2 separate regions of the Mus musculus genome follow, and region 1 is linked to region 2. Evidence: chromatin loops called from intact Hi-C (ENCODE). Cell type or tissue: heart. All regions are shown on one strand. Each heading gives the region's core, and the rest is flanking DNA. Links, peaks and the distances in the headings are about the cores only.

The links. A loop is a pair of places that touch in the nucleus more often than their neighbours do. Peaks named below come from ENCODE experiments on the same cell type or tissue, not always from the same donor. Only the 100,000 strongest peaks of a DNase experiment are listed, where the experiment ranks them.
Region 1: a loop joins it to region 2, with 4 times the contacts of the local background. A loop is called at or near these places in 4 of 42 quality-filtered maps.

What each region holds. Positions count from the first base shown.
Region 1 is chr3:40,790,848-40,803,141 of GRCm38, reverse strand. It overlaps Plk4 (polo like kinase 4), which reads right to left and starts at 3,191. Exons shown (of 16, transcript NM_011495.2): 1 at 2,859-3,191; 2 at 2,047-2,142; 3 at 1,262-1,357; 4 at 1,070-1,184. The coding sequence starts at 2,888. It also overlaps a transcript of Hspa4l not described here. In heart, for the core only: CTCF peaks have their summits at 3,057 and 4,467 (motif pointing left); a DNase peak (open chromatin) is centred at 3,131; H3K4me3 peaks cover 2,348 bases; H3K27ac peaks cover 1,638 bases.
Region 2 is chr3:40,522,054-40,534,193 of GRCm38, reverse strand. 1700017G19Rik (RIKEN cDNA 1700017G19 gene) reads left to right here and starts at 11,282. Exons shown (of 6, transcript NR_040445.1): 1 at 11,282-11,579. It also overlaps a transcript of Intu not described here. In heart, for the core only: CTCF peaks have their summits at 4,520 (motif pointing left), 8,634 (motif pointing right) and 10,472 (motif pointing left); no DNase peak of the experiment used is centred there; H3K4me3 peaks cover 1,206 bases; H3K27me3 peaks cover 1,183 bases.

The sequences.
Region 1 (12,294 bases), core at 1-8,000, 270 kb before region 2:
AATGGGGGTACAAATTGAAATTCATTTTGTATTTCATAAAAAATATTATTATGTGTGAAAAAAAGCTTTGTTGCTATGTGCATTTAAAAATCTGCATTGCAAAGATATGTTACCTGGGGAGTCTGAATCACTCCATCCTTTCAGAAGTTGACTAATAAGCTAATAAGCAATAAGTAATAAGCATAGTTCTCTGCGTTTCAGACCTTTCATATATAGTAAATGTTCATAATGTTTATTTGGAAATGTTAGTCAAAGACATTCTAAGTTATTTTCCAGATTTGAAAGGATTTTCTATAAACTGTTACTAATAATTTAATTTAAATTTGTTTTTAGAGAACAGAAGGCTTACAAATCTCTCTACTTTTGTAATACTTGATTTATAAATGCCAGTTTTGTGGGGAGTTCTCCTTTTTAAATTTAAAATAGTTTTATCTGTGGTTGGAGAGATGACACAGCTGATAAAGAGATACATACTGTTCTTGCAAAGGACCCAAACTCTATTCCCAGTATCCATGTTAACCCTCCAAGGGCAGGGACCCCTACCTACACTACATGCACATACTCATAGACAGAGGCACACTTATACACATGCCTTAAAAACAGAAAAGAAATTGTTGAGGCTGAAAGGATGGCCCAGTGGATAAGAGTCCTAGCTCACCACCCAGAGGACCTGGATTCACAACACTCACATGGTACCTCACAATCAGGTTCCAGGGGATCTAATTTCTTCCTCTGAACTCCCTGAGCACCAGGCACACATACAGTGTACAGACACACAAGCAGGTAAAGACTCAATACATGCAAAAAAATAAAATAAAATAAATTTAAATATGTATTACTAATCTGGGTGTAGTGGCTTATACTTTTAATCCCAGCACTCATGAGAGAGGGGTAAACTGTGAGTTTGAGACCAGCCTAGGACAGCCAGAGTCCTTGCATCAACAAAACAAAATTACACAAATGTTATAAAAATACCACATTTTTCAAAACCACACATTGAAAAGCCAAGTTTTACCAAACAGAACAGAGAGAGACAAATTCCACACCCCAACCCCCAAAAGACACCCACCTTCCCTTTCTGAGAAAGGCTTCATTCTGTTCTTCAGATATCTGTTCATTTCTCCATTGTGGCACATTTCCAATACCAGGTAGACATAATTGTTATCTTCAAAGTAATTATAGAGCTAAAACAGAAAAGGGTGCCGTCAACTATACGAACATCCAGCTTTCCTTAACTACTTTAATACATCTGGTATCTTACCTCCAAGACAGAGGGGTGTTTCAACTGGCAATGTATTTTCACCTCATTTTGGACTCTCTGTACCATTCCAGCTTTGTACATGGCTTTCTTATCTATCTAAAAATAAGAGGGCAGATTTATTTGTTGATTTTTATGGTTGTGGCTTGATCTAGAGCCCTGTGCATGCTAGAGAAAAGCACTCTACCACCTAGCTATACCCCTAAGCCCAGACAAAAGCTCAAACAACAACCTATAATTGTAAGAAGTCTTTTTTTTTTAATATAGTCTTTGAAGTCAGTTTACTCCTATCTGTGCTCTGCCCTCGACCTAACAGAGTACATTCCCAGTATGTCCAGTGCATTTATGTGATAGCAGAGATTGGCCCTGGAGTTAGGATTTTCTTTTTCCCAACTCTTCAGAACTGGGATCACAGGCTGACCATAATGGTATTCTTGGACCGTTACAGCCACAAATGAGCATATTATTATTATAAATTGCTGACTTCTCATTACCTTAAGTATTCATAGCAACAAAATGTACTGGTCTCCTGAACCCTAGTAAAGTATAAAACTTCACTTAAGCAAGGTTAAGAGTCTCTTAAATGTCCTTAAATTCAGATGCTGTACTTAACAGCTGTCTTTTGGTTATGCAATGTATTATGCAATTATTACAAATGCACACATTTGGCAGGGTGGCAAGGTGCAGTCTTTAGCAGATAATGAGTGGGACATTTTAAATAGCATGCCTTCATTGCTCTCTAGTACCTTGCAAAAATACTGAAGAAACAATAACTAATACATTCTTACCATTTTGATTGCAACTTCCAAACCAGTGTGTATGGACTCAGCTCTGTAGACACCAGCAAATGATCCTTTACCGAGTAGATTTCCAACCTTAAAGTCCTTTTAAAAAAAAAATTAAGGATTACACGTGAGGAATCGCAGATCTAGAAAGTAAGAAAGTTGGGTAGGGGATGGGATGTGAAATGGGCCAAAGAGAAAAGGAGACATGGTTCAAGCAGCTGCCACACCTCGATGATGCAGGTGTCTGGGGTGGAAGGCATCTTGACGCTCTGAGAGATTTTCTGAGCTCCCTCCCTGATGGAGGCTAAGGACTCTAATGAGCTGGTTAGCTCGGGTCCCTCCTCTGGCCCACCAGGTTCCCGCCGCAGCTCCCGCCACGGTAACCGCCATCCCCGGGGAGGGGGCAAGCGGAGCGCGGCTTTGGAGGCGGGAGTGCGGACCCGACGCCAAGGGACCAGGACCGGGCGGGGCCCGCAGCTGGAGACACACCTGCGGGGTACAAGGCGCTCCCCTCCGGGCGGGGCTCCAGGGGGCGGGTCGCTTCGCCTGTCCCTCGGCGATCAGCCCCGCCACCGCCACCGCGCCTGCCCGCCTCATCCCCGCTTTACTAGTGTCACTGAGCACCAGTGAGCGCCTGAGCCAGACTGGGCCTCAGCCTCAGCCCGCTAACCCGTCTGGTCTCCCGTGTGTTTGTGCCGAGCCACAATGGACCTCCCCTCAGCACTGCGCTCGGTTCACCTCAGCTCACTGGGTCCCGGAATACCAGAGTCCGCCTCCATCGGACCTTCCCTCAGCTCCGCGCCCGCCGGCCTCACCTCGATCCTCTCCCCGATGCACGCCGCCATGTTCCCGAGCCGCCGGCGCCCGGGGCTCGGCCTTCTCGCAGTCCCTCCGAGGCAGCGCTCCGAGAAGCCAGCAGGTCTTGGCGCCCATCAGGACGCCTTCTCTACGCCGCCGCTGGCGACGCCGCCAACGCCACCGAAAGGTACCCCCGGTACCTCCCGAGGCCTGGGCGGCGCCCCGGAGCTCCCATTTTGAAAAATTCCCGCCGGTCTCCGAACGAGCCAGCCTGGCGGTGACGTCAGCACACTCTCCACTTCTTAGAGGCGGAGACCGACACGCATGCGCAGCAGGGGCTTTCCCTCGCTCTAGGCCGGAAGTGGGTTTTAAGTTTGACGGAAAGCGGTCAGTGTACGACTGACCGTAGCGCGGACGCTAATAATAGGTTACGTTTTGACCTGAAGGATAATAGGGCTTTGGCTTCCCGCAGAAAGTCTTTTAAATAAGTGTGTAGGTTTGGCCTAAAGAGAACTAGGGGGAAAAGTCCATTACTTTCCTTAGAACAGCCCCGAACCCGCCAGCCCACCATGTACACCGTTGTGCCATTTTCCTTTTTTACAGCTATTAATGTGTGGTGCTTTAAGATGAACTGTATAGGGAAAACACCGACTCTAAAGTAAAAAAAGCCTGGGGATGTACCTAAGTGGTAAAATGCTTTCCAAGCGTGGACATGTCCTTGGGTTCTAGTTTCTTCTTTCCCAGCAACCCGCTGCCCGGACAGATATTAAAGGTTGGACACAGCGACGCACTGGGGTTGAGTCAGTCCATTCTTGGACTCTAAGGAGTTCCAGGCTAACCTGGGCTACCAATCTTACAAATTTATTTTGAGCCATATGTGAGTGACCTAGGCTAAGTCATTTTCCTCTAAAAATGTTTTGAAGAAAGAGTAGTGGTATGGATCTTTACATTAGTTGCTAGTAAATAATCCGACAGGGGTTTGCTTTTTAGCCTAATTGTTTTGAGATTTTTTAATCAGATGCAAAAAGATCCAAAGTAGTGACTTGTTTTCTGAAGATCCTCAATAGTGTGTTCTCTCTGTGTCTGTGTTTTATCTCAACTCCTAATAGTGTTCCAATCCAGGTCTAGATTGCTATCCCCAAATGCCAGTGATTCCAGGACAAGAAGTGAGGCAAGGAAAGATTCATTTGGAAAGACAGCAAATCAGAGATGATGGCACCTGGGTGGTCAGGGGGTCTATCAACAAAGATGAGTCGTCTTAGTGGGGGCCTGTGTCTCCAAGGGCAATTTATAGTTAGGAATAAGAGGAATAGGCTAGCGGGCACTTTTAAAAGGTTCTATGCTGAGTGAGGTCCTCATTTAGGACCTTTTTGTCTTTGGCTGCAGTATCCTTGAGACAATTAAGGCCAACCTCCACACATATTTAAATGAACACGTTATCCTGCAAGCAAGGCATCACTTCACAAGTTTCATGCTTTTCAGACACTGTGCACATCTCAGGGGTAGGAGATACCGACATAGTGAGTGAGACCTAGCTGCTGTGGGAGAGAGCCATATTTGCCTATCAGTACTCAATGCTGTCAGCTAGCCTCCTGTTATCCACGTCCAGGGGCTCTGATGCCACCTTCTGGCTCCTATCGACATAGCACTCATGTACACAAACCTATACTCACATAAACTCACGTTATAAAAATAAAATCTACAAACAAAAAAGCTGATCTCATGTACAGAACTTTCTCAAAGCTGTTTGAAAACAAAGCACCGTGCCTGCCGGATGGAGCTTGTGTGAAGATACTTTATAATGAACACGTAATTTACGTACACACAGGAATGATTGCACATCAAAAACAAAAACCTGCAATTTAATGGATTCATTTGTAGTTTAAGGAATGTTTACATTCATAGAAGCACTCTCAATTTTCAACATGATTTAACATTCTAGAATTCTAATTTCAAGCACACTGGCATATTAGAATTTCCCTTGCAGTGTCTTAATAGGCAAATAAGATTATTATGACTCAGGGTCATGCTATGCACCTCAGGCTGGCCTTGAATTCCAGAGCTAGATTTTAGATGTGTGCTACCCGATCTAGTTTCATAGATGATTTAGACTGTTGCTTAAAAGTCTTGCAGATGTCTTTGGTATTCCTGGGCTTTATTTTGTGGCCTCAGAGTTTTTGTAAATATTTCACATGTATTTAAAGTTTATCAGAGCCCATTAATAGTCTGTTGATATAAATCCATGCCCTCGTTACTTTTTGTTGCTTTATATATTTGCCTTGTGTTATCACTTCATTGTCAGCTGCAGTCTATGTTCTCAGACCTGTGTCAGAGCTCATATATATTTCTAATGAATTCTCTATAATCAAAGAATACCCTCTTTATGCTCTAAAGTTTTAATTTATACTACTCATATTTACAGAAACATTTTTTTAACCTGTAGAATCATTTTTTCTTAGCCTTTCACTTACCTTTTTGTATGTTCTTAGCATAACTTTTTCTCTACTACATCTTTTTTTTTTTTGGATCTTCTATAAGCCACAAATACTCTTCAAACTGGCAAATATGATGTCATTAAAGTAGCTATCAGTGTTTAGGTTTTTATTTACTTACTAAGACAAGGTCTCTGTAGACCTGACTTTGTACTTACTTGCAATGGACACCCTCCCTCTGTTTCACTAGTACTCACCTGGCTACTAGACTTTTTAATGTGATTTCAATGTTTTCTTCTTTTAGCAATGGATTACAATTTAGTTTATGTTATCTTCTATTAATTTTATATTCTTGTCATCTCTGATCACTAAGGAAATCAGTTTTATCCTGTTGACAGTGAGATTAAACAGGTGGCCAAAGCATCACTGCGGAAAGTGTGCTCACTCTGCTGACATCATGCTGCCTGTGAGACTTCCGGGCTGTGTGAACCATCTTGAATCTATGTCTTTATCCAAAGGGGGAAATTTTGTAGATAAGTTAGTAAAGACATGCTTATAACAGTCCTTTCTTACCTCTAAAACATTCTCCTTCCTCATATTACCTAACTAGAGAGCTTTTTTTTTTTTTTAAGAAACCCTTTCAAATTTTCAACTCATGAACAGCTGACTGTAGCTTAACCATCTAAGACTTTTAGAATATGTGCATTTCATTGAGACTTTGAGACTGGGTTTCTCTGTGTAGCTCTGGCTGTCATGGAACTTGTTCTGTAAAGCAGGTGAAGAGATCTGTCTCTGCCTCTGGAGTGCTGGGATTAAAGGAGTGCACCACTACCACCACTCTGTGGCTGAGATAATTTGGAAATTTAAAGTGTATGACATAAATGTTTTTCTAGATTGAGGATACATATCCTTTTTTTACAAGCTATCTTAATCCCCCCAGAAGATTAATATTGCATATATTATATTTATTTTTTTATCAGGAACAGCAATTATTTTTATTAGTATGTTCCTTTATCAGGAACACACACACACACACACACACACACACATTTTATTAGGAACAGCAGTTACTTTTGTATCCGGAACTGATCTTGAGACACAGAATTCGTCCTGCCTCTGCTTCCCAAATACTGGGATTAAAGACGTACACTACCACAGCGGGCTTTGAGATGTGGTCTCTCACTAAACCTGTAGGGATCTAGGGATCTCATGAGTCCATTTCCTCAGTGCCACTAACCCTAGTTTTGCTTTGTTTTAAGTGGGTGCTCTGGATCCACACACTTGCACTTGGATTTTAATGAGACATCCCCCAGCCCCAGGAACAGCAGTTCCTTTTTATTTTACATGCATGTTTGCATGCACATGCATGTCACAGTCAGGACAATTTTGTACAGTTGGTATCACTCCTTCCATCATGAGATCTAGGGCGTAGACTCAGATCCTCAGCCTTGCAGAGCAAGTTGGTTGAGCCACCTCACCAGCTCCAGGAGCAGCAGGTCCTAAACAGAGGACCTGGGCAGAAATTCTTCTCAACCTGAGAAGTTCCAAAGCTTTACTTCACTCTCAAGCTTTTGTCCATTACCACATCTAAAACTCAAAAATGACCATATGACTCTTCAGAATCAAGTGTCTGAAAATTACTTAAAAGCCCCATTGTTTTGCAAGTTCCTTATTTAAGAAGATTTGGTGACTTGTCATCAGTGTTTCATACAGTGAGTAAAGTCCAACACTTAAACATTAAACCTCTGGTGTGCAAAACTCATGGTTCAAGTAGCAGGTAGAATATGTATTTATTATTATTACATGACTTCTTGACAATGTGGACCAACATCCAAAACTGAATTGCATTTATTATCATTTGTTAACTTGTTTGCTAGTATGAAGATGCAATTTACATACAATGTTTTATATGCTTCTATTATTCCATATGCAAACATTTTGTGGATATATTTGTGAACCAGTCAAATTCCAAAATGATATTTATAGATTATCAATTAACATTGGAAGCCGTTCTTATGTCTGTTCATGTCTGTTATGTCAAAATTATTTTATAGACATGTCACATTTGATTATAGTTTTCTGCACTGCTTTGCAAACAGAATTGAGAGATCAAATGTACAGTTTTTCTAAAAGGAAGAAAACTAAGACTAGTTACTAAGCACTAAACTGTCAAAAGTCCTTGTACAGGGACAGTGGAGTGGAGTCCCTTTGTACATGGTTGTAATAATGGTTGTGAGATGACTGGAAGACTGTTTACCAGAACTGGACAATCTAGCTCAGTTTTCATTAAAAACTGTTCTCGCTGGGTAGGGGTGGCACATACTTTTGTCCCAACATTCAGGAGACAGAGGCAGGAGGATCTCTGTGAGGCAAGTGTGGTTTATATAGTGAGTGTTTCATTTCAGGACAGCCAAAGCTACACCAGACCAAAACCAAAACCTTTTGTGCAATATGCTGTAACACTACACAGTTAACAGTGGCTTCCTTCCTCCCAAATCTAAGAGATGACCATTTCATGTTAGGACTCTCCTTCTAAGACACTAAAGCCACAAAAGTTTATTTTAGAGAAAAAGTGTACACACTGTAAAGCTAGTTTTTTCATCTTAAATTGCTTTTTAACATGTACATTCTAAGCAGGCTGACATGATTTTAAAGGTGTTTTTTACTTAATCTCTCAGAAGGAACAAACTTAGAAAACTTAAAAAAAAAAGATGTAGAGTGCTTTTTCTTAATCAGAAATCAAAGATGTCTGTTTTTTACTTTGAACTTCTAACCCTTGTTATTTTGTTTTTTTTTCCTTGTTATTTTGTAATACTTAACAGACAACATTCACAAACTGACTTCTTTTGGTCCAGAACCACTTCAATGCCACTATTAAAACTGGAGATATTGAATATGCAATATTCATCCTGGTTTATTACATATTATATATGATGTAAGAACTCCAAATCCTGACTGTAAGGTTTAGTATTAAAAAGGAAACAAAAGGCTGGTCAAGGTGGCACACACTCAATTCCAGCACTCAAGGCTGAGGCAGGAGGATTACAAATTGGAGGCCAGGCAGGACTACATATCTAGACCTCATCTCAAATATAAAGGGAAAGGGACTCAAGTTATCTAAACTGCTAATTTAATCATCAATGTGGCAGATGCACGCTTTAAATATCATAGAAGAGTTAAAGGAAAATAAATTGTAAGAGCAATGCATTTGAAAACACTTTAAATGACATTTTACACACAAACTGATTGTGAAAGCTAGTTATTTAAATTCTATAATATAATTTAAGGCATGTTATATCTCACCATCTCTTTAGGATAAGTATGTTTTTTGGTGTGTGTGTTCTTTTAATAATCATCCTGTGACTTGGGTGACATAGCATCATACTCCAAGCAAGCATCATGTTATTTTCAGTACCATGGATATGACTGCATCTTGCATCAGATGGTCATGATTTAGTTACTATGTTTGGCTCCTTGACTTGAAAGCTCCCATTTCAATATATTGTTAACAAATATGTCCCTGCCTCTTTTTACTATTTATTCTTATAATTTGCTAGAATCATCCTTAAGAATCCAGTTAGCTAACTGGAGAGATGGCTCAGCAGTTAAGAACACTGGTTTCTTATCCAAAGGTCCTGAGTTCAATTCCCAGCAACCACATGGTGGCTCACAACCATCTGTAATGGGATCTGATGCCCTCTTCTGGTGTGTCTGAGACAGCCACAGTGTACTCATATACATAAATCTTAAAGCAACCACATGGTGGCTCACAACCATCTGTAATGGGATCTGATGCCCTCTTCTGGTGTGTCTGAGACAGCCACAGTGTACTCATATAAATAAATCTTTAAAAAAAAAAAAAATCCAGTCAGCGAGGCTGCTTTTGCAGTCGTACAAGGCTGGCTACTTCCACAGTTTTTCTTTTTTTTTTTTTTTTTTTTTTTTACTTTCCTTTGAAGCAGTTTGATTTTCAACATTCTTAACATTCTAGAAGCCCCTTTACTGTCTAAAATAACTAAGAATTTGGCTATGTTTAGTGGTTTGAATGAGAATGGTTCCCATAGGCTCATATATTTGAATGTCTAGTCACTAGAGCCCAGAACTGGTTTGAGGAAGATTACAAGGATTAGGAGGTGGGGTCTTTTGAAGGAAGTGCATTACTGGGGGTGGACCTTGAAGTTTTAAAAGAGCATATAAGGCCCAGTGTCTATCTCTCTCTGTGTCTCTCACGCCTGTAGATCAGGATGTATCTCTCAGCTACTTCTCCGGCACCATCCTGCCTGCCTGACACCATGCAAATAAACTCAACTCTGAAACTATAAGCAAGCCCCCAACTCAACACTTCCTTTTATATGAGTTGTCTTTGTCATGGTGTCTCTTTACAGCAATAGAACAGTGTACTAACACATCATGAAACTTAACAAAGATTTGGCAGTACTGTAAGTCCAGTACTAGTTTGTTAGGAGACACTGAATATGTGAAAAGAATATATTTTTGGATATTGTATGTTTATTTTATGTGAATGAATGTTTGCCTGAGGTGCCTGCTGGGGCTAAAAGATGGTGCTGATTCCTCTGGGAATGGAGTTACAGGTGCCTGTGAGCAGTCATATGGGTGCTAGGAATTGAACCTTGGTCCTTGGGGAAGAACAACCAGTACTCTTGACTGTTGAGTTATCTTTCCAGATCCAAGAATTTTGTGTACTTTAAAGAGAAATATGATGGTTAAACAACTACCATTTGTAGTTAAAATGCTGGTCTTTGATTTATATTAAATTTGTTATTTTAAAAGAAAATCTTGTATGCTTCCTTGGAATTGCTTTTAAAATATTTAGATTAAATCTTGACAAGAAACCATAAAATAAATGTTTAAAGTTGATAGTCTTTTGGTCAAATATCTGTCCTCTAAAATTTCCTGGCTGCTTAAAAATTATTTAGTTTGTTAAAGGGTTGTTAAAAATATGGAACCGAGAAAGAGGGTACCAATTATTAGAACCAGACTCTATAAGTACCTTTCTTTTGTGTTTCTTGTAAGTCATCCACATCTTCAAATATGGTCTAAAAAATCAATTAGCTCACTCATTACATTTTATACAACCAAATATTCCAAAACAAAGTATATATATCTAAAATGAGTCACCTCTAGGCCTTCTAAAATATGACACTTTTGTTGTTGTTGTTGCTTAGGGTTCTATCCCAGAGTTAAGAGTGTTAATGAGGCCCCCTATGCCAGAGCTGTCCCCACCCCCAGCTCTGTTTCATAAAATTAGTACAAAGGGATTAATTTGTCTGAGTTACTAAACCCCTAGGTATCAAATACTTGAGAATGCCCCTGGAATTGTTTCAAAGGTCACCATCACATTCAAATGTATAAGAATGGAACAATGATTTTACTTAGTTTAGGGCACACTGATCCAGCTGACCACTCTGTCAAGGTCTCCCACATTTTCAGGTGGATTTCTCCTCAGCCACAGATGTGCTAATTTTGATAAAATGCGTAAAAACATTTTTTTTGTTTTGTTTTTGAGGTAGGGTTTCACTATGTATCATTGACTGGTCTAAAGCTCCTTATGCAGACCTGACTGGCCTGAACTCAAGAAACCTGTTTGCCTCTGCTTAAGGAGTGCTAGGATAAAAGGCATTTGCCACTGTGAGTAGCTTAACACTGTCTTTAAATTGATTACTGAGCTCTATAATTTAAAGATGTCTTGATAGGAAATAATCACTTGATACCCACCTCCAACCCAGCAAAACTGACATGTTATCCTAGTACCTGAATTGCTTGATGTTTGTAGCTTTTTAGAATTTAAGGGTTCTGTCCACTGCTAAAGAATTGTTTTCTGGGGTAGAATCTTAGTGTAAGTCAGCATGGCCACAGGAAAGTTCAGACTCCTTCCATCTCCACTCCTGGGTACCTACTCTCTATCTTGTAGCATGAGTTCCTTTCTTCCCTTCCTCCCTCCTTTCCTTCCTTTCTCTTTTTCCTTTCTGTATCATTTAACAGTCTTTGTATAGTTGGTTATTAAGGATTTATCTCTTTTTTCAGGGAGCAGATGGCTTGAGGCAGGTTTCTCTGTATTGCCTGGTGTCTTGGAACTTGCTCTGTAAATCAGGCTTACCTCAAACTCAGGGATCTGCTTGCCTCGCCTCCTCAGTCCTGAGACTAAAGGTGTGTCAATCCACACCTGGCTTAATGGTAGGTTTCTTAAAGGAAGATAATTTGTATTTTCAGAATTAAACCATACTAACTTATATTTTTATTTTCTATCCATTTTTAAACAGTATGATGGGTAGTAACATTGCTTTGGCTATGTATTCTTTAAAATTGCACCTTTTTTGCTTTGGAAACACTTGCATCTAGTATTACCTATTTCAATGCATATTAAAGATGAGGTGAATCATACGATTTACACAAAACTACTATGGAAAATACATTTTCTTTCTTTTAAATAGCATAGGGATTTTTTAAAATTCACATTAAATTGGTAAAATATATAGATTATCTTTGTATGTATTAAACTTATTAAATGAGATATTATATAATTGTATATTTTTTTTTCTCTGACTAAAACATTAAACTATTTGAAAGTAACTTAACAGCAGGATGGAAAACTTGAGGCTCCACTGGACATTCGGGTGCAGGGAGAGATGTTTCTTCTACTTCCAACCGGTCCTAAGGAACAGCTCCTTACGGAATGTAAGTGATAACCAGGAAGCAGCTATAAAATCTGTGTGGTTATATATTCCCTTTACAATCATGATTTTTTTTCTGAAATGGACCTATGTATATATTTACCATACAAATTAAAAGTAACTGATATCTACTTAAAATGTATTTCTTCATTTATTGGATCTAATGGTTTCTCTATAATAAAAGATATAGACATTTAAAATATGTTGGAAATATATGATTTTCTTAATAAAAAAAGGGATGGTATCTACCCCCAAAATCTGACTAAAAATTCCTGCAAAATGACCACCCTACCCTCCTCTATTCTCTTTTCAGTGCAGACTACATTGTA
Region 2 (12,140 bases), core at 4,141-12,140:
CACAAAGCATATGCAAAAGCTGCTCAGAAATGTTTGGGAAATATTCATGAGTAGCATGGATAATCAAGACAACACAAAAACATTAGCTTGCCTAAGTAAAATGAATTGGCCAATACCATCCGGAAGCCTTTCTCCTGACAGACCAGAACAGACTAGGCGAAGTCCCCACTCACTGCTGAGTGACTGTCACATCAGGACTGGCACGTTCCTTCTAGTATCTTTCTCAACCGTAAAGCAATCCAGCGCTGTGGGTTTTGAAAACCATATTTGCAATGGGAAACACACAAGTCATTAACAAACACCTGGAAGGCCTAGCTTTTACGTTTAAATGTAAAAATAAAACGAAACACTGTATTCTTTCCTTCAATCTGAGCTTCCTATGGGCTCTTTAAGGCAGTTGCCAAAACTTAGTGGATGATTTACAAGGTATTTATTTCTTTTTATTCTTCACCAGTTTCATATGCATATAATGAATTTTAGTTTGTTTCACTCCCTATTGTCCTGCCTTGTCTCCTCTCTGCTAAGACCCCTTTCTCTTCCTTTAAGTAGAGTTACCCACTCTCCTACTTTCAAGTTTTTGGATGTGTTTGCAGCCCACTGGGTTGCCTGCACATGCAAGAGATGTTTCTAAAAGGAAAACATAAAAAAAAAAAATGATGCCAAAACAACTTTAAAACACAGATTATGCACTGACGTAGTTCATGAGAATTCGGATAGATGGATAAATATGATCTAAAGGTTTTTGTATTATATCCTTACTAAACTTTATATATGCAAGCAAAGGATATTTAAAAGGATGAATATGTTGGAAAATATACCTTCGCCAAGGGGGAGAGAAACTGACACGTGGCAAGTTTTTAAACAGTGTTTTGGAAACACAAAATGACAATAAAATACAGAATAATAGGACACACACAATGCAATGCAAAGCTGAAAATGATTTTCATACTCTGTTAAGATGAAATCACTGTTAGCCACGGTACTGACAAACTGAGCTTCAGAGTCCATGCCCCGGCAAAGGGGAGCTGTTATTTGTAATTCAGATGGAGTGGCTTTTCAGTCTAATGTTGAGCAGGTGCATTCCAGAAATACTTATTCTGAAATGAGCACCTCAGTGTGAGGATTAGAGTATAAACTCTCCCTTCCCCGTCACTCAGGCAGGCTTGTGCTCTCCATTTGAAGTCCAGTGGTGTTAATAAGTTTGGATTTTTTTTCCTACTAGACATTTCAAACAAGAAAAATATGAAGAAATTCTGTTGCAGTGGAGTCAGGTGCTTAAAACAGATTTCCTTCCCAGGCTGGCCAGCCTCACAGCGTGAGCGTGAATGCTGCCTTACAGAGACTACTACCCGGGGTCGCTCCTGAACTGTATGCAATGTTATCAAACGCAAGGAGGAATCATCCTTGGGAATTTACCTCCTGGTTTGACAATATTTCATTCTACATGGCAACAGCTGTTTTGTGGGGTGGAGAGTGGGGTCCAGAGAACTTCAAGTTTCTCAAGTGGAAGAAATCCAACTTTAAAACCCCTTGCATGAAGCGGCCTCCTCCCTCACGCTTCCTACAGCTCATATGGTTTTGTACAAAGACTTAAAAGGGTCACTTGAAACGTTTACAGATGACAGAACTCACGTAAACCTTCTCTCCCTTACCACAAACGTGTTCACCAGAAGCTCATTTACGTCTGAGTCCCCCTCCCATCATGTCTCATTAAGGCCAGGCCTTACGAGTTAACATCATTCACTGTTATGCTTGCATTCAGTCCATTCACTCTGCAAGTCAAATTTGTTCTCTTGGATTCCTTTCTCATCAACAAACCCATCGCCTGCGATAGGCGTGGGTTTTAATCTTTGTTCGTCAATTTTGCATAAATGATAGGGTTGGATAAGCTAATGGAAAGTTGGGGTTCTCTTCCTTAGGAGAACTCCTTTGCTGTGCGGTTAATGTTCCGCGGTGCTAAGAGGGTGGGGCGAAATTCGATTTATTAAAAAAGAAATTCTTTCTAATCCCTCTCACAAAGTCCAGGCAAAGCTCCCAGTTTCCTCCCCAAATCCCTGCAGAAAGTGCAGAGCAGCGTGACAGAGACAGCTTAGGTTCTTATAGTCCAGAGCATTGGCACTGGTCTAGAGTCTCTGCGAGTCCCCAGAACCCACTCTGGGATAGGAGCCCTGCACCTAGCCGAACCCCGCCGCTGCGCCCAGCCTGGTTGCATCCCCGGAGCCACACTGACCTGTGTAGCAGGACGCGCTGCACCGAGTCCAGGTCCTCCAGGTTGCGGGGCGCAGGCTTGGGGATGCTGGTCCTTCCGCCCCCCTGAAACATTCCTGTAGGGAGCCGCCTCGAGGGCGAGCCTCGGGTCGGCGGTGGGTGTCAGCGGGTCCCCAGCTCGGCTGAGGTTCTGATGGAGGACACAAATGTCCGAGTGTCACCGTGGGTCCGTATGCCCTGGGATCGCCCGCGGGAGCGATCGCTCAGTCCTGGCAGGTGGACGCTCTGGGAGCGCAGCCCAGGTCCCCAAGGGCCAGGGTGACCCGCGGCTCCTCTCTGTGCTGGACGTCCCCGAGACCGCTCTGGGAACCACGCTCCAGGGGCACTCTCTCGCCGCCTAGTGCGCGCTCCGCGCCTCACCCAGAGTTTGCCGACCTTAGGCGGCCCCAGCTTTGGACACCGGTGTCCAGGCGCCGCCCCAGGGAAGGACACTGTCACCTGAGGCCACCAAGGAGCCTGAAGAGGAGGAGGTGCTTGCGGGACAGATGCGCCTGCCCTGGGGCTGTGTTGCGGACTGAGTTGAGAAGAGAAGCCAGATGCCCCTGTGGGTGGGAATTTAAGCACTTTAACCATTTGCGTGCCGTTCTGGTGGCGCTCTCCTTTCTTTCCCCTGACTCAGAGGCTGAGGCAGAGGATAGTTAACAGTTGGAGGCCGGCCTGCTTTATGTAGGGAGTGCCAGGCCAGTCAGGGCTACATAACAAGGCACTGTCCCAAAACAAACAAGCAAAAATCAAAACAAGTAATCATGTACATTACATGGGTACGGTGTGAAAAGTGACTTCAAGCCTGATTGACACGAGCCTTTTATCCTCCGTGGGTGATAGGGTTGAAATATACTTGACCTCAGTTGTCCCTTGGTTCCAAAGCAGCATGTACCCTTGCACCCTGTGGTCAGGAGACAGAGAAGGGAAAGAGGAAGAAAAAACGGAAGCTTAGCTCAATGTACGGGGGGGGGGGGGGGGGGGGATGACCCACAAGTGACTTCAAGTTCTGTCCCGAACCGGAGTCAGCATCAGACAGAATGATTGTGAGAAGTAGGAAGGTGTTTTCAAATGTGGCATATCACTGATGTCAGAGATACAGACTAATAATTGATCATAGGTTAATTTTAATCCCAAGTAGATGGGGCTTGACCTGCGTTGTAGCCAAGTCATCCCACGTAAGTCTTTTCTCCTGCAGAGAGGTTTTATCACAATGTATCTAAACCTTTGCTCACCTCTCCTTCCTGCAGTGTTTCCTTGGCTGTTCTACATACTCTTTCGTCTGGTGGTCTTCTTCAACTGAGTTTCCCGGAAGCTGAAGTGTTTGTCTTTTGATTCAGAAACTGATCCAAGGAAACAAAGAATGAGATGCTTATCAAAGTATAATTTTTATAGCAAAAGTGTGAAGGGTAAGTATTAATAATTAATAAACAGTATAACAAATATTAAAAATAAAAAATAAATAAGCATAATTGATCATTGTTTGATGGCAATAAAATAATGATTCAAGTTTACGTACATAGGCAAGATGCAGACTTTCATATATTCAGCTAGGTGTCTCGTTGCTATGACAAAAATACCTGACAAGGGCAATTTAAAAAGGAAGGATTTGTTCTGGGTCATAGTTGGAGGCGCGATGCTTTTTGAGGAGCAAGGCAGGGCAGATTGAGCAGGAGGCAGCTGCTCATGTCACATCTGTAGGAGCGGTGAGCCATGGACCTTGATGCTCAACTCACACTCTCCTTTTCATTAGCCTTGGTATCCCAGATTATGACATGGAGCTGCCCCCAATCAGGACGGGCCTCCCCTTCTCAGTTAAACCTTCCAGGAAACACTCCTTAGACACACCCATAGTCGTGTTTCCACAGCTATTCGAAATGGAGTCAAGTTGTCCGTGCAGATTATACACCACGCAGTCTTTTAGTAGCTGTGGAAGCAAAGGTCTTCTGGCACTATCATAGTTGATTGTGTGTCCCTAAGGGTATGTGGAGTTCTTAACTCCTCCCACCCAAATGGGTCCTAATTTGGAAATAGTCTTTGACTTGTAACAAAGATGAGATTATATTGAATTGGGGTTGTTCCTTAATTTGTTGGGGGAGCCTTTACAAGAAGAGAGAAAAGGGGCTGGGGAGATGGTTCATTAGTTAGGGTTCTCGCTGTTCTTGTAGAGGGACTGGGTATGGCTCCCAGCACCCAGTAACAGCCACCGGTAACTCCAGTTGTAGGCGATCTGATGCCCTCCTCTGCCCTCTGCTGGCACCAGGCACACACGTGGTGCACAGACATGCATTCAGGCAAAACACTTGTGCATAGATACACATGCAAACAAAACCACATATACACATAAAATATAAATAAATATAAAGGACACAGGAAAAAGAAGGACATGGAAGGGCATGTCAGTAAATAGAGAGGGGACAGTGTTGGACAGCAGTTATGGAGTGGTGGGTCTGTACATGTGTCAGTTTCCAGAACTAGCGTGAAATACCTGTGAGAATCCACTTATAGAGCAAGAAAGTTTATTTTGGCTTATGGTCCCAGCTGATGAGCAGGCAGACCTTTAGGGATGTCAAATGACAGTAGCAGCAGACACTTGGAAAAGCAAATTACTTGCTTCACCTCCAGGGAGAAGAAAAGAAAGAGAAAGAGACCCAGGTCCCAGAGTCCCTTAAAAGAGCCCCCAACCACATAAAGAGTCTCGTGGGTTCAAGGTTTCCCAATAGTGCCACTTTGGGGGCCAAGCCTGAAACATATGAGCCTCTTGGGACAGTCAGTGACCACACTGAAGCAGCTAGCAGAACCAAAGCACCAGAAGCCAGGCGTGGAGCCAAGTGTCCTCTGGAATTCCCCAGGGGAACTCCGTCCTTCGTACACCTTCATTTGAGGCTTCTAGTCTCCAGAGTGATGGAAAGGCACATTTCTGGTGTTTTAAGTGTCCAGTGTGCAGGGGTTTGGTATAAGCGCACGGAGCTAGCTAGTACAGCTAGCTTCCTCCATATGTGAAATGAGAGACAAGGTCATCTGCTAGCAATGGCAGGAGGCTGAAGTAGAGGTCTGAGAAAAGCCACAGAAGAGGTGAACTGTATGGGCCAGAGGAAGAGAAGGCTGACTGGAGTCACTAATGTAAAGAGCTTGCTAAGCCATTTGAGAGTTGTGATAAGCAGGACTTCTCAGCCTCTTCCCAGAGATACCACACTGTAATCCACAGGGTCTGGAAACCCTATGGGGGTATCACCCCTGTGTTATGCTAATCCTCACCGCGCAGCAGGGGATGCAGTGTGGAGACTAGCCTATGAGAGAGACCTAGTTGCAGGAGTCCTGAAAGGTAGAGAGCTCTGTGATGGCCAGGGAAAGCGAAAGCGGAGAGGGCTGGATAGATGTCTAATTGATAAAAATGCTTGCCTTGCCGGTATAGGGTTGAGTATTAGACAGCCAGAAACGGTCAAAATAGCTAGGTGTTATCAGTAGTCCTGTTTGTAGTTCTAGCCCTGGAGAGGCAGAGATAAGTGGGTCCCTGGGGTCTGCTGGTTAGCCAGCAGGGTTGGAGAATGTGTGGAAATCTCCATCTTAGCAGCTTCTCAAAGGGTCTGACTGCCTTTGTATTTTAATAGTAAATGTGCTCATTGTAACCTCGGGAGATAGATTGATTTGACGAATCTATTCTGCGTGACAGCCTTTTGGAACTTTGTCAGAAGTTGCTATGTGAACTGAGTAGAACATTATGGAGCCTGGATGACCTGGAGGGAGAGCCTTGAGAACAGCTTAACAGTGGAGAGTGAGAGAGCTGGCTGAGTGCCAGCCTGCAAATGGGGACTTTCACAATCACAAAACAACTACATTCTGCCAATGTGTGTAAACTTGGAAGATGTTTTCCCCTTTACCCACCTTTAACCCCAGGGAAGCCTTGACTTTGTTCTCTTTGAGATCCTAAGCAGAGAGCCCCTGATTTCACTAGATTTCAGAACCAGTTGTCTGGGTTGTGCCTTTTCTATGGATCAAGAGAAAATGGACACAGGGTGTTTCCAGGGGTGTAGATGGCGAGCTGCCCACGGAGCAGACCCCCCCCCCCCCACGAGTTGGGTCTGCTTGGCAGCTGCAGCCCAGACATGGGCTTCTCTACCTCGAGCTCGCCTGAGTTTCTTGCTTTTGTATATTTCTGGCTCTTTTCTTTTTTCTAAGCCATAAAACTTGGGACTCTCACTCCCAAACACACACAACTTCCTACAAAGTTCCAAAGGACTCCCACGTAGAATAGATTCATCAAATCAACCTATCTCCCAAGGTTACAATCAGCACATTTACTATTAAAAAACAAAGGCATTCGGACCCTTTGAGAAGCTGCTGAGATGGAGATTTCCACGCGTGAAGTTTATTGGGGGATGCAGGGGGTGGAGGAGGGGAATGAAGGAGTCACATGGGCAGGAGGAACACTTCAACTGCAATAGAGTCTCAGCAAATCTTCAGCCAATTCCGTGTCCTTAGCATGGGGTGGTGTCGCGGAGTTGTCCTGTACTAAAGCAAGTGGGAGAGATCCTCGCATCCAGTAAAGACATTTGCTTACGTTATTCTTTCCAGTGAAGGCGGTTACTAGGGACTCAGCAGAGGACCTACGCTGTCAGTGTCCTCAGCAGGATGAGGAATGGATGGGTTCTGAGAGAAAGGGCAAAGGAGTGGGAGGGGGTTAAAGACAGGCTCCACAGCATCTAAGGAACAAACGGAAGCTCAGTAGCCCGTATGTGGTGGTGCACACCAGCCTGTCATCCCCTCACTCAAGATGAGGCAGGCAGGTCATTCGAGGGCAGGCTGGGGTAGAGAGAGACAATTTGTCTTAAACAACAGAAGGGGATATAGAGGAAAGACGGAAGGAGGGGAGAAGTAAGAGGGGGTGGTGAAGGAGGGGGCCAGGCTTGCTCGCCTGACATGGGCTTCTTTATTAGAGGGTTATCAATAGACATTACTGCAACATCTGGATGTTGTACCGTGGGGTCCAAAGCTGGACCAAAGCAACAAGGACAGATGGAGTCTGGGTGCTTTACGACTTCCAAGACCCTTCTCCAGCCTCGCTGGTTGTCTCTGGAGTCCAAGCCACCGCTGGCTCACCCACGCAGCCTTACTGCAGTGGCCATCTGTGCTTTCTGTGCCTTAGAGAGAACATGCAGCCCAGGACAGTGAATGGCCAGCAGCTCAGTGGGCCAGTACTTGCCTAACTCATGCCGAGCTCTGGGTTCTATCCATAGCACTGTCAAAGAAAATCAAAGTCCTAATCACTGGCTTCTCTCTATGTTGTGCCCTTCTGCTGCAAGGACAACACATACCTAGCAAGTCTAGATCTTAATTGTCTAAGTAGCCAGGGCAATGTATTCACGTAACTAAGAAGTGAAGAAATGAGAGGAGATATACACTGACATAAGGCAGTGGCTGCACGGGACGCAGGTGTCTTCATGGTTACATTAAAATCATGCCATAAAATTTAAAAACTGTGCCACTTCCAAAGCCAAAGCCAAAGCCAAAGCCAAAACCAAAGCCAAAGCCAAAACCAAAACCAAAACCAAAACCAAAACCAAAACCAAAACCAAAACCAAAACCAAAACCAAAACCAAAACCAAAACCAAAACCCCACAGTATTTCAACTGATGAAAACCAAACCCTTTCTTCACAGGGTAAAACAAATCAACTGAATGATGTAAATATTAGCAAGAAACACCAGCCTGGAAGTAAATGGCTATGGACTGTTCACATGATCTAACACGTGGATTAATGCTAACCTCCAGAGACAAGGTTCCTGGACAGCCGTTTCTGGGTATCGGGAAGCCATTCTTTCAAAGGTGTTTTCTCTCTGAGTTGTATGTGTTGTTTAATTTTAAGGAAGTTATGATTGTTCAAGTCCATACTACACTTAAAAGTGCAGGCTATAATAACTTGAAAAGACCCTTCAGGTCGAAATACAAGGTGATGTCACGATGCTTTGAAGCAAGTAGGAGTCTTCCCAGTGTGCCATCGACTGTGCAGCGCAGGTCTCCTGGACCTACAGAGCACAGGGGTCTTGAACCACCCAAGCATAGAGCAAAAGTTGGACTCGCTACTTTTGAAATCTCCTGACTAGAAAGGTATTGGGGAAATTAGTGATTGGCTTTTTCAGAAACCGAAATATTGAAATCTCACTTTCTTTTAATATAGTAATTCATTTAAGGGTATGAGGGTAATAGGGTATTACACCTAGAGGAGAAAGTCTCAAAATTTTTAAAATGAGCTAGTGTGAAAAACTCATTGGCACTGAATATGGATCCTGTATCCCAATATTATTATTGTTTTAATTATATATATATATATATATATGGGCATTTTGCCTACATATCGGTTCACCATGTGCATGCAGTACCTGAAGCGACCAGAAGAGGGCATCCGGTCCCTGGAACTGGAGTTCCAGATGCTTGTGAGCCATCATCATGTGTCTTAAACGCTGAGCCATCTCCCCACCCATAATGGATAACAAAAATCAAATGAATCTTGTCAAATCTGTTTATCTTGCTTGGATATTCCTGATTTTTCAACATGTTGTTCCTTTGGATAGTGAGCACTCATAAGTTAGCTATTGCATCTGTTTAACTCACAGCATGGAGTTTTTCCATGGTTCTTGGAGGAAACGAAGACTTCTTAGTTTTGTTGGAAGACCTTCGGCAACTCGGTTCTCACAAACTCCTCTGATCTTTTATGATCACTGTCTTGATTATTTTTTGGCAATTTCATACTACCTAGCGTTACCTTGGAAGAGGAACCTCAACTGAGAAATAACTTCCATCAGATTGGCCTGTATGCATGTCTGTAGGGTATTTTCTTGGTTACAGATGGATGTGGGAGGGCCCACCGGGAGGACCCATCCCACTGTGGGTGACGTCATCCCTGGGTAATGAGCCTGGGTAGTAAGAGAAGGCAGGCTGAGCCAACCTAGGAAAGCAAGCTAGTAAGCGGTGTGTCTGTGGTTTCTACTTCAGCTCTTGCCTCCAGGTTCCTGTCCCGAGTTCGACTTACCTGGATGACAGACTGAAACCTGCAAGCCAAATAAACCCTTTCCAAGTTGCTCCTGTTCGTAGTGTTCCTCACAGAGCAGAGAGCAGACTACGTTATTCACCTTTCCCCTAGCTAGGCTGAAAACACAACGTTTAGAATTTGACATCCTCTCTCACCTGCCATTCTCTGTAAAAGCAAACTCCTCCTTAAAACCTTGTTTTAAAATTTTAATTTAATTTTAATTTTGTTCCACACTCCCCTTCTGTGGCGTCTCGGGTCAGGTGGAGTGTAGCTTCATGGCAGGGTCTTTTCTATCTCCTAGACTGCATCAGCTGTTAGATTCTCTTGCTGAGGCTCCCGAGACCCTTCCTTCCCTAGTTCATCCCGTCAGTACTCTGTCTCAGCGACAAGAAACAGATGAGGACACGCATGCATCATCTCACACTGTGTCCCGTGGTCTGTGCAATCATTAAATACCAGCTGAAAGTAAAAACTGGATTTCTAACTCCATCCTTAGCAGGTCTCTCACTGGTGTCACTGATTTTATTCTTATATTTAGGCATTTTTATTACAATATTCTTTTAAAGATCTTTCCCTGGGATCATAATGAAAGCGCCGTAAAGCACAGCACAAACCATCCTCCTCCTAACACATTCCTTCTCCTGGTCCAGGCCATGGGCTGCAGTGTGTGTTTTGTGTGCTGCCTTCTTTGGGGAGTGGGCACAGAAAGGTTGTTAAGAATACTGTTTTTGGGCTGGGGAGACAATGCAATTGAAAAAGTGCCTCCCTTAAAAAGCTTGAAGATCTGAAACCCACCACTTTTCATGCCAACCTAAAAATTTAATTTAAAAAGCAATTTATCTTTGACTTTATTTTAGTGATTTAATTGTTTATTTTGTCTTGGTGGCTTTTTTAAAAAATAGCATTGCAATTTGATCAGTCTGTGATAACTGGGAGAAAAATCAGGTTTACAAGTAGTTTGTAAATACGATGTGAAATCATTCAGGTGATTTTAAAAGATGATTTAAGAGATTTCAAACAATCAGCATAACCCATGTTAAATTAAGAAAGGACGAAAGGAAGGAAGGAAGGAAGGAAGGAAGGAAGAAAGAAAGAAAGAAAGAAAGAAAGAAAGAAAGAAAGAAAGAAAGAAAGAAAGAAAGAAAAATCCCCTTTTAGGTTTAAAAAAAGCAAAAGAGCGCCACCTTGTGGTTTTCAGAAGTAATGTCCAATTTGTATTTGCTGATTTGGAATCCTCTACAGCAAAGCTGTTGATGCAGCTCCTGAATCATATGGAATTAGTCCATCTTACGATTATCTATTTTTTTGGGGGGGGGGAAGTGTCTTGTTTTAATACTGGAAGGTTCTAGAGACTTCTCTTTCACACCTTCCCTGCACACTGCGTGTGATGGGGAAATTACACCGGACGGACAGTAGGGGTGAAATCCCTACTTTCTTTGGCTCCTGGTGAGGTCACGCCTCCCCTAGGCTGCTGACCTAGCACAGGAGGGCTGAGATAGACCGCACCCTGGGGGAAAGATGGACTCTGTCCACTTAGGACAGCTGTCCTGGACTTTTAGTTCCTTCTTTTCATGCAAACATTTCCCTTTACAGAATCCTTGTATATTCGACTCTGCTTTGGTGCCTGCTTCTCTAAGACTATCTTGAGATCCCATCTGAAAGTCTCATGGAAAGTGAGGATGTGGAGACAGGAGACTTAGATTCTAGGATTTGGACTACCTTGTTATCAGTACCTAGTGCTGAAAGGGCAGGTGTTCTAGAATACCGGTGGGCTCAGAAGCTCCAAGATCACAGGCAGTACTTCTGACGTAGCCTCTGCCTTACGTCACTGCAGCCACGATGGCTTTTGTATAACCCTGACGGTGCGATGCGTCAAGTCAAATCCCCTTCTAGAATCACACTTCTGTGAAGAGCCATGGGTGTCATCTCCGTAAACGCACAACGCATCATGTTGATTGTTACGTTTAAGCATAAGGGCCAGTTCCTCTAGGGAGACAGATTCGTTGGACTTTTATCACTGAAATGGGAAGCATGCTATTGTACCGCCACTGAGGACTGTCCGTGTTGTGCCGGGGCAGAAGAAGGTTTATGGTTCTTGACAGAAAAGCCACGGTAGTTACAGCTTTAAAAACTGCAGAACGGTCTACCGCACTCTTGCTTGTCCCCTGACACCACATGGTGCCAGGACCCTAGGAAAATAAGGTCGAGAGGCAGAGGCAGAAAGGAAACAAACAACACAGCAAGGGGGTGGAGAGTTCAGAGAGAGCCTCTGCCTTGCTGCTGGGTGACCTCAAACCTGGGTGAGTCACATGCCTTCTTTAGCTTGTTTCTGTATCTGGCAGAGAAACAAATATCCATCTTAGATTGAAGGCAAAACAAAACATCCCCTTCCCCCCAAAACCCACTTGAGAACATTTAAAACGAAGCACATTTGTCTACTGAGGTTTTATTATTATTGCTAACTTTATTTTTATGAAATTATCTGCTAAAGAAAACAATTAGGCATCTTAATCTTTTATTAGGAATTATTTGCACCCCACTCCCTCACACCTCCACCCCTCACCCCAATACCCCCACCCCATCCCCCACCTCTGCAGGCAACACTGGCTTTGAACTTGCTACATAGCTGGGCTTGACCTCCTATTCCTTCTGTTTCTACCCCTAGGTGTTGGGCTTACAGGTATGAGCCTGACTCAGAGATGTCTTTGAAATATTCTGAATCAATTATTTAAATAGAAATATTGACTTTCCTTTCCTCCTGCTCTGTAAATTATGTGGATTATTTACTAATAAAAATCATGTTATTTAATTACACTTCAAAGGTTAAGACAGAATAACTATGAGTTAATTTGAGTGCCTGA